2 separate regions of the Homo sapiens genome follow, and region 1 is linked to region 2. Evidence: read pairs that join two places in POLR2A ChIA-PET (ENCODE). Cell type or tissue: PC-9. All regions are shown on one strand. Links, peaks and the distances in the headings refer to the core of each region. The heading gives the core; the rest is flanking DNA.

The links. Peaks named below come from ENCODE experiments on the same cell type or tissue, not always from the same donor. Only the 100,000 strongest peaks of a DNase experiment are listed, where the experiment ranks them.
Region 1: POLR2A ChIA-PET joins it to region 2 with 7 read pairs; 2 of 35 experiments call an interaction of 5 or more read pairs at or near these places.

The regions. Positions count from the first base shown.
Region 1 is chr2:235,467,270-235,471,666 of GRCh38, forward strand. No RefSeq gene overlaps it. Among named protein-coding and RNA genes, the nearest start is that of AGAP1, 25 kb to the right of the region's middle. In PC-9, for the core only: no CTCF peak of the experiment used is centred there; DNase peaks (open chromatin) are centred at 522 and 1,872; H3K4me3 peaks cover 764 bases; H3K27ac peaks cover 2,464 bases.
Region 2 is chr2:235,528,313-235,532,709 of GRCh38, forward strand. The region is part of intron 1 of AGAP1 (ArfGAP with GTPase domain, ankyrin repeat and PH domain 1); the gene reads left to right. Among named protein-coding and RNA genes, the nearest start is that of TNRC17, 13 kb to the left of the region's middle. In PC-9, for the core only: no CTCF peak of the experiment used is centred there; no DNase peak of the experiment used is centred there.

The DNA of each region.
Region 1 (4,397 bases), core at 253-4,252, 61 kb before region 2:
CAACAAATACATTAAAGGATGTTTAACCTCAGAATTGAGAAAATGCAAATTAAATAATGATAGTATCATCATTAAATAATGGAAGAGGCCACTTTTCAACTATCATTGGGAAAATTAAACAGTTTGCATGCATCATTTGCTAGAATGTGGAAAATCTGGTAGGTTCACACATTGATGGTAGAAGAATAAACTACAGCAGTTTATTCAGTTTGCCAGCAGAAATCAACATTTTAAGTGCATGTTACCTTTGACCTAGTATTTCCATCATTAAAAATTTACCAGGCTGGGCACAGTGGCTCACACAGGTAATCCCAGCACTCTGGGAGACTCAGGCTGGCCTCTCACTATGTTGCCCAGGCTGGTCTCGAACACCTGGCCTCAGCTCCGTCAGGAGTACGAGACCAGCCTGGGCAACATAGTGAGACCCAATCTCTACCAAAAATACAAAAATAAGCCGGGTTTGGTGGTACGTGCCTGTGGTCCCAGTTACTCAGTAGGCTAAGGAGGAAGGATTGCTTAAGCCCAGGATGTGGAGGCTGTAGTGAATCATGATTATGCCATCATATTTCAGCCTGGGTGACAGAGCCAGACCCTGTCTTAAAAAAAAAAAAATTCCCTACAAATATACTTTGAAATGTGCACAAAGTTATGTGCACAAAATGCTCACTTGCAGCTGCATTTGTTATTTTAAAAAAAGAAAAATCCCTGAAATGTCTATTAAATAAATTATGTCTATGTAAATAAATTATGCTACAGCTATAAGTAAGATACTATGCACCCATTAAAAATATATGTGTTGGCCAGGCACAGTGGCTCACACCTGTAATCCCAACACTTTGGGGGGCCAAGGCGGACGGATCACGAGGTCAGGAGATTGAGACCAGCCTGGTCAACATGGTGAAACCTCGTCTCTACTAAAAATACAAAAATTAGCTGGGCATGGTGGCTCATGCCTGTAATCCTAGCTACTCGGGAAGCCAGGCAAGAGAACCAGGGAATCGGAGGTTGCAGTAAGCCGAGATCACGCCATTGCACTCCAGCTTGGTGACAGAGTAAGACTCCATCTCAAAAAAAAAAAAAAAAAAAAAAGTGTTGCAATGAGGTGACTATAGTCAATAATAATTTCGTTGTATATTTTAGAATAAGAGTATAATTGGATTATTTATGATACAGAGGATAAATGCTTGAGGGGATGGATACGTCATTCTCCAGAATGTGATTATTACACATTACATGCCTGTATCTAAACATCCCATGTACCCCATAAATATATACACCTACCATGTACCCACAAAAATAAAAAATTTAAAGTATATATGTGCTGATAAGATCCCCAAGATATATAATTAAGTGAAAAGCGTAGGGCTAGAACAAAGCGCAGTATGATCCTAACTTGGTCCTGTTTTGTTTTTAAGGTATACAGAATATTCATACAGATTTTGCTCATATGCAAACAAGATAGACCCGAGGATACGTAGGAATTTGCCAATAATTACTCCCAGTGAGTAGAACTGGTGGGTGGGGATATAGTTTTGTTTCTTTCTTTAGATCATTTTGTGTTTTTTGGGGTGTTTTTTTTGCCATATATTCATTTGTTTACATTGAAAATAAAACAGACTCAAAAGTAAATAAAGGTGCTGTATCAATGGAGAATATTCACCACTTCCTGTGTAAATTTAATTCCGAAGGACAGCGTGCACCTGAGTAATGTAGATAAAAAGACCCTGTGAGTCTAGGGGCTGTCAGATGGACTCTGCCCCGGCACACACGGAAGCAGGAGATGCTCCTGCCCGTCACTGGGAAGGGAAGTGGAGGCAGTCCCGTTCCTGATGTCTCAATGTCAAAAATGGCCAGGCTGAGCATAACCTCCCTCCTGCTACCCGATACTCAGCTCAGCTTGAGGACTCAGCTCTGACTCAGAGAAGGATCTGGTTCCAGGGAATTTTGTCATGAGAAGCAAATCATGTGACACCCCAGTGTGAGAAATGGCTGGCCAGTGTAAAGCTGTGGAAAATTGAAGTTAGTCTTGGCTCCAGGCTTTATGGAGGTTTTTCTATTAACCAGAGGTGAGCTCAGGTGCGAGGTTAATGGAAAGGTGCAGAGAAGGCTGTCGGGGGACTGCGGTGACGGTTTACACTGCTGTGTAGGATGCAGTTCCTGTAACAAGTGGATATTCTCTTCTATTATAAAATACAGCCCCATGGGACTGTGGCATCAAAGGCCTCTTGTGGGTCTGGAAACTCTTAGCTGGAGGAGAAAAACAGGCTCTGCTCAGGATGCAGGCTGACAAGCATAAGCCTTGTTTTGTTCTCTGTAGAAACAATGAAACTTCAAGCATAAGGAAAAATTGCTTAAATTCCTAACATCCCACCACCCTAAGTTAATTAATTGGCATATTTTCTTCCTATCTTCCTATGCATGGGTGCATGTTTTTCATATTTCTAATTAAAATACTCACAAGTTGTAGCATTTTGCCTTTTTAAACTATATACTATAAAATCTATTTTCAGCAGGGTGTGGTGGCTCACGCTTGTAATCCCAGCACTTTGGGAGGCCAAGGCAGGTGGATCACTTGAGGCTGGGAGTTCGAGACCAGCCTGGCCAACGTGGTGAAACCCCATCTATACTAAAAATACAAAATTTAGCTGGGCGTGGTGGCGGGTGCCTGTAATCTCAGCTAATCGGGAGGCTGAGGCAGGAGAATCACTTGAACCTGGAGATAGAGGTTGCAGTGAGTGGAGATCATGCCATTGCACTCCAGCCTGGATGACAAGAGCGAAACTGCATCTAATATATATATATATATATATATATATATATATATATATATATATATATATATATTTTCCATATCTCTGTATAACCTTACTACTTGCGGTCTTACTGTACCACATTTTACCAAGTTGACACACAGTTCCCTATTGTTGGATAGTTATATATTGTTAAATACTTTTGATTTGATGACCTACAAGATATCATTCCAGGGAGCATTTTCAATGTACGCAGTTTTTTCCTCCTGTTAAATTGCTTCCTAAAAATACTCAGGACTGGAACGACAAGGCCAAAGGCATAACCATTTTTGCAACATGTTGCCACATTGCTTTCCAGCTGGGTTATAATGGTGTTCTGTGCCTATGAGTTGCTGGGAGGAATTGCTCAGACAAGAATAGAGCCAGGAAGCCAGGAAGACAGTAGCTATTTTGGTCAGTTGGGGCTGCTATAACAAAATACTATAGACTTAAGAAACTGAAATTTATTTCTCACAGTTCTGGAGGCTGGAAGTCCAAGATCAGGGTGCCAGCATGATTGGGTTCTGCTGAGGGCTGTGTTCTTAGTTTGCAGATGACCACTTTCTTGCTATGTCTTCGCATGGCATTTTCTTGGTTGGTGCACTCAGAAAGACAGAGAGAACAAGATCTTCCATAAGGCCACCAACCCTATCAGATTAGGACCACATTCTTAGAACGACATTTAACCTTAAGTACTTCCTGAAAGCCTTATCTCCAAATACAATCAGATTGGGGGTTAGCATTTCAACATATGCATTGGGGTGGTGGAACACAATTCAGTCCATAGCAGTAGCCCTGCCCACCAGGGAAGCTCTTGGACCATCTGAGCCCAGCTTGTCCATGGACATACCACTCCACCAGCCTCTTCTCTGCAGAAAAGCCTATATGATGTGAGAAGAGGGAACACGAGCTCTACACCTTTAACAGAGTTTTGGGGGAAGTCATTAAAACAGAGAGGTGGGCAAGTTTGATTTCCATGTTGAGACCAGCAGACTGATTCCAACCTTGTTTGTTTGTAATTGACAATCACTGGATATGAGCTCAGCTGAAGCACACTGAGAATGAGGCGGTGGCATTCTAGACCTAAATCTGCCACTTAACAATCACCTGTCAGGTTCCTGCACCTCCAGTCTGCTCAGATCTTAGGGTGACCTGACACCACCACCAGGACCTTGCCAGCTTCCCCAGGATCCTGGAGCAGCATAATGAGGATGGGCTTGTTTGCTTTAGAGAATCTCTAAGAGCATCATTGGCCTCCTGACGTTGCCAGCACCTTGGAGACAGGTGATGCAATAGCTGAGCATTGGAGCAAGCTTCACAAAGTTTGGCTTCCATTGCATCACCTGTTCCAAACTGCCCCCAGGTCAGTCCTCATCCCCTTCTATCGCCATGACCAAACAGTCCACGACTGGCCAGGGGCTCTCTGTTTTGAGGCAAGATGGAAAAAAGATGGTCTCCCTGCCAATATGCCCCTCACCCACGTCTTATGCTCTGCAGTGCTGGACAGTTCCCAGTGGGTGTACACTTTGGCCATAGGGATTCCTCCAGGGAGCAAAAATGGTACCCATGAGACCAGAACTGGTGGGTGAAGCTGCTTGAACAAGCAGG
Region 2 (4,397 bases), core at 318-4,317:
AAGCCCGGCTCCATCCACCATCTGTGCACTCAGGCCCCCTCCCCCTCCCCCGCCCCCTCCCCTCCCACTGGCGGTTTCATTTTTATTTCTTAGGCTTTATAAGGATATTGATTATGGACTTTTGGCTGATTTCAGATCTAGAATTACAGAGTGAGATGGAAAAATGACAGAAATGCAGGGAAAAGTCGAAGCACAGTGTGTGGGAGTTGCATATGGCGAGATGCTCGAGAGATTGTCATTTTCCTTAAGTCAGTGAAAGATTGTCTTCTCAATAAATGATGTTTGCTCCGCTTGTTTCATATAGTAGCTGTAGGAGACCATACCTCTCCAGCCTTCTCTTGTGTGCATTTGTATGTGGGGTTAATTTTTTGTTTGTTTTGAGAAGACGGAGTTTCGCTCTGTCGCCCAGGCTGGAGTGCAGTGGCGTGATCTTGGCTCACTGAAACCTCCGCCTCCCGGGTTGCAAGCAATTCTCCTGCCTCAGCCTCCCTAGTAGCTGGGATTACAGTCATGTGCCACCATGCCCGGCTAATCTTGTATTTTTAGTACAGATGGGATTTTACTGTGTTGGTCAGCTGGTCTCAAACTCCTGACCTCAGGTGATCAGCTCACCTCGGCTTCCCAAAGTGCTGGGATTACATGCATGAGCCACTGCGCCCAGCCAGTGGGGTTAATTTTTGTGATCATTGTCTGGCTGTTGATTATTACTTGATTCTCCTGCTGTGTGTCTTCTCTCTTTCTGAGAGCCACAAAACACCACGTCCCCTTGCCTGAGTCTCTAGCTAGCTCTGTGGCCCCTAGGCCACACCTCTGCTGCCTGGTAACTTTCCTTGCTGCGTTGTGACAGAGCCCCTGTGGCCAGGCAAGTGTTGCCTTGGCGCTGGTCCTTTCTGTGAATATGGTGGAAAGTTGATCTCAGTCCTTCCAGGGAACTAGTCTTACAGTATATGCTGGAGGCTACTTTGTGCTGATGGTTGTAATAGCCACAATTTAGTGGACAGCCACTGTTGCCAAGTATCTTATGTACATTGGTGACCTCTTATAATAATTTACAAAATCCATGCTGTCATTGCCATTGTAAGGATTAAAGTGGCAAATAGTGAATCCAGGTTTGGTGTCCAGGGGTGCCTGATCTTAGAGCCTGTGTGTGGGGATTGAACTGGCAGGAGGTGCAGATCTCTCAAGCAGGTGGGGTGTCTGTGGGACAGGGGACAGCTGTGCAGTCAGCATCAGACTCCAGTTAATACAGAATGCTTGACAGCTCACGCTCCCCACATCACAAAATCCAGGACCTGGAAGGGAGCAGTGAGCACCCACATTGAGGTTATTTCATGACTGTATTCACCTGACCCCCACTGATGACCTCCCATGTGAGGTGCACACATTTGTCTACATGTGAATCCTCAGCTCTGGACTGTTGGGAATTTTGGAAGTAGTGGCTGGGCAGCCGAGGAAAGAAGTGAAGCTGGGTGGGCAGAAATCGAGGCCCCAGGCCCATCAGCCTGAGTGGTTGGGAGGAGAGCTTGGAGCTGGGGTTGTACGAGAATTGGGCTGGGCAAAGGCAGTGTCCACCTTGTTGGGTGATGAGGATGGGATTCAACAACTACCTGTCCTCTGGAGATTGAAAGGTTAAAATAAGGCTTGTTGGAGCCTTTGCCATCTGAAGCTTCTGTATGGTTTTGGGGTCAAAGTAGGTTTGGGGAGGCAAAAATGAGCCCCCAGACACTAAGAAGAGAAGGCACAGGACAGGCCACCATCCATCCCCTGCTGTCCCAAAACTGACAAGTCTCGTACCTCTGACAGTAAAACTCCCCGTAGGACTACAAGACGTGGGTCTTGGAGCTGCAGTTGGCCTCAAATGCAGGTTCACGAACTGACCAGAGCCAGCTGCTGCAGAGGCTGAGCTCATTCGCAGTCTTGGTGTATCTGAACTCATGATTGAAAGATTTTGATGTACAGTCGACTTGCCATATGCCTAATGTGATATCCCGTTAGACTGTGCTTCCGCTTTAGATAGGTAGTAGTTACAAGGGCTTTCACGGGAGCCCTTGTGCCTTAGTCCCTGTGTCCGTTTCCCATTGCAGCTGTACAAGGTTACCCCAGATGCAGTGGCTTCAAACAACACACATTTATTCTGTTATAGTTCTGGAGGTCAGATCCTAATATCAAGGTGTTGGCAGGGCCGCGTTCCTTCTGCAGGCTCTAGGGAAGAATTTGTTTCCTTGCTTTTTCCAGCTTCTAGAGGCTGCCCACACTCCTTGGCTCATGGCCCCTTCCTCTGTCTTCAAAACCAGCTGTGTAGCATCTTCCGATCTCTTCTTCCATTCCACTCCATCCTGACGTCCCCTTCTCCGGCTCCTCTGCTTTCTTTTTTCATTTGATAAGGACCCTTGTGATTACGTTGGACCCATCTGGATAATCTTGAATGATTTCCCTGTCTTAAAATCCTTGACTTAATCACAGCGACAGTGCCTCTTTATCATGTAAAGTCACAGTTGCAGGTTCTGGGGATTAGGACTTGGGCATCTTTGGGGAGGGTGGTGTCTGCCCACCTCAGTGTCCTTCCTCTGTGTTTCTCCTGAGGGCTGACTCTTCCCTCACTGTGGGAGACCCTGCACACCTGCTGTCATTGGGGCTGAGCCAGTCAACACCGGTTGAGGGTAGGGGGACACTGGCCAACCCAAAGGCTCTTGGCGGTCTCCACAGACTTCCACTTCAGTTTAGAAAGTACAGTGAGAAAACCAGTAGCTGAATAAAGATTTAGGGTATTTGGCACAGATCTGCTAATGCACGTGTCCGCAAATCTAGACTCAGCACAAGGAGTCTTAGTTTGGGATCACAACTGATTCTCCTGGTCCAGTGATACCTCTGGGCTCTTGTTCATTGGCTGGAGCTCTCCTTTTTGCTGGGAGGCAGTGCTTCATCTTGCAGTTCATGAGATGACTGGCACTTTTGCAGCCGGCCTCACACTGCTGGTTATGTGCATGGAAGAGGTCTCATCTCACTCCTTCCTATGGCTTTTCTAGCTGGGCAGACTCTGGTTCCTGTATTCTCCCCCTCAACTGTAGTGTTGAATGTTCACTGCCCATCCTTTCTGCCCTGCTCTGTGGCTGCCTGTCCTCATCTCTGCATCGGTCTTCTCTTTTCATGTCCTGTAGCTCATGAGTGACCCGCTCCCATGTCACCTGCCATTTTGGCCTTGAAATTTGGTAATGATTCATACATGTGTCCTCGCTTGTGCCATATCCAGTGGGACAAGGGAATTGGGACACCTTTGGTTCTCTGGTAGCTTTGCCTTTTTTTTTTTTTTTTTGAGACAGAGTCTTGCTGTGGCACCCAGGCTGGAGTGCAGTGGCGCGATCTCGGCTCAATGCAACCTCCGCCTCCCGGGTTCAAGCAATTCTCCCGTCTCAGCCTCCCAGAGTAGCTGGGATTACAGGTGCCTGCCACCACGCCCAGCTAATTTTTTTGTATTTTTAGTAGAGACGGGGGTTTCACTGTGTTGGTCAGGCTGGTCTCGAACTCCTGACCTTCGTTGATCCATGTGCCTTGGCCTCCCAAAATGCTGGGATTACAGACGTGAACCCCTGCACCCGGCCTAGCTTTGCTTTTAAATTGCAAGCTGGGACTCCAGCCCTGTGAAGTGGCTGTCCGCATTAGATCGGACACCTGGCAGACACTTGTTTAAGTTTTAGAATTTTAAAAAGGAAAATACAGGAGAAAAAGTAGAGTTGATCACAAAAAGTAGATTTTGCAGGAAATAGTTTAACTTTTAAAAAAGTTATCAATGTGTTATATGCAAATATGGAAAACTATAAAGAAGAAGAAAACAGTTGCCTATAATTCTTCTAGCTGGAGGTACCTGCTGTTACTCTTGGGGATGCTTTTTGTTTTTCTACCTTTGTAGCTTTTTAGTTTTTTTCTAAGACAAAGTCTCTCTCTTGCCCAGGCTGCAGTGCAACGGTGTGATCTCAGCTCACTGCAACCTCTGCCTGCCCAGCTCAAGTGATCCTCTCACCTCCACCTCCCAAATACCTGGGACTGCAGGCCCACGCCATCACACCTAGCTAATTTTTGTATTTTTGTAGAGATGGGGTTTCACCCAGAATGGTGTCAGACTTGGGTTTAAGCGATCCTCCTGCCTCGGGCTCCCAGAATGCTAGGATTACAGGTGTGAGCCACTGCACCTGCCCTACCTTTGTGTTTTACGAGGGTTGTATATGTATCACATATGCAGTGGTTTGTCCAGCTTTTCTCCTACAGTGACATTTTTCTTTGTCCTCGCCTTTTCATAAACTGTCTTTTTAAATGTTTGCTTGATATTTAATCATGGATGTATTGAGATGGACTCATCTCAAACTATATTAAAAACACTCTGGATGCTTTAAATAAAAAAT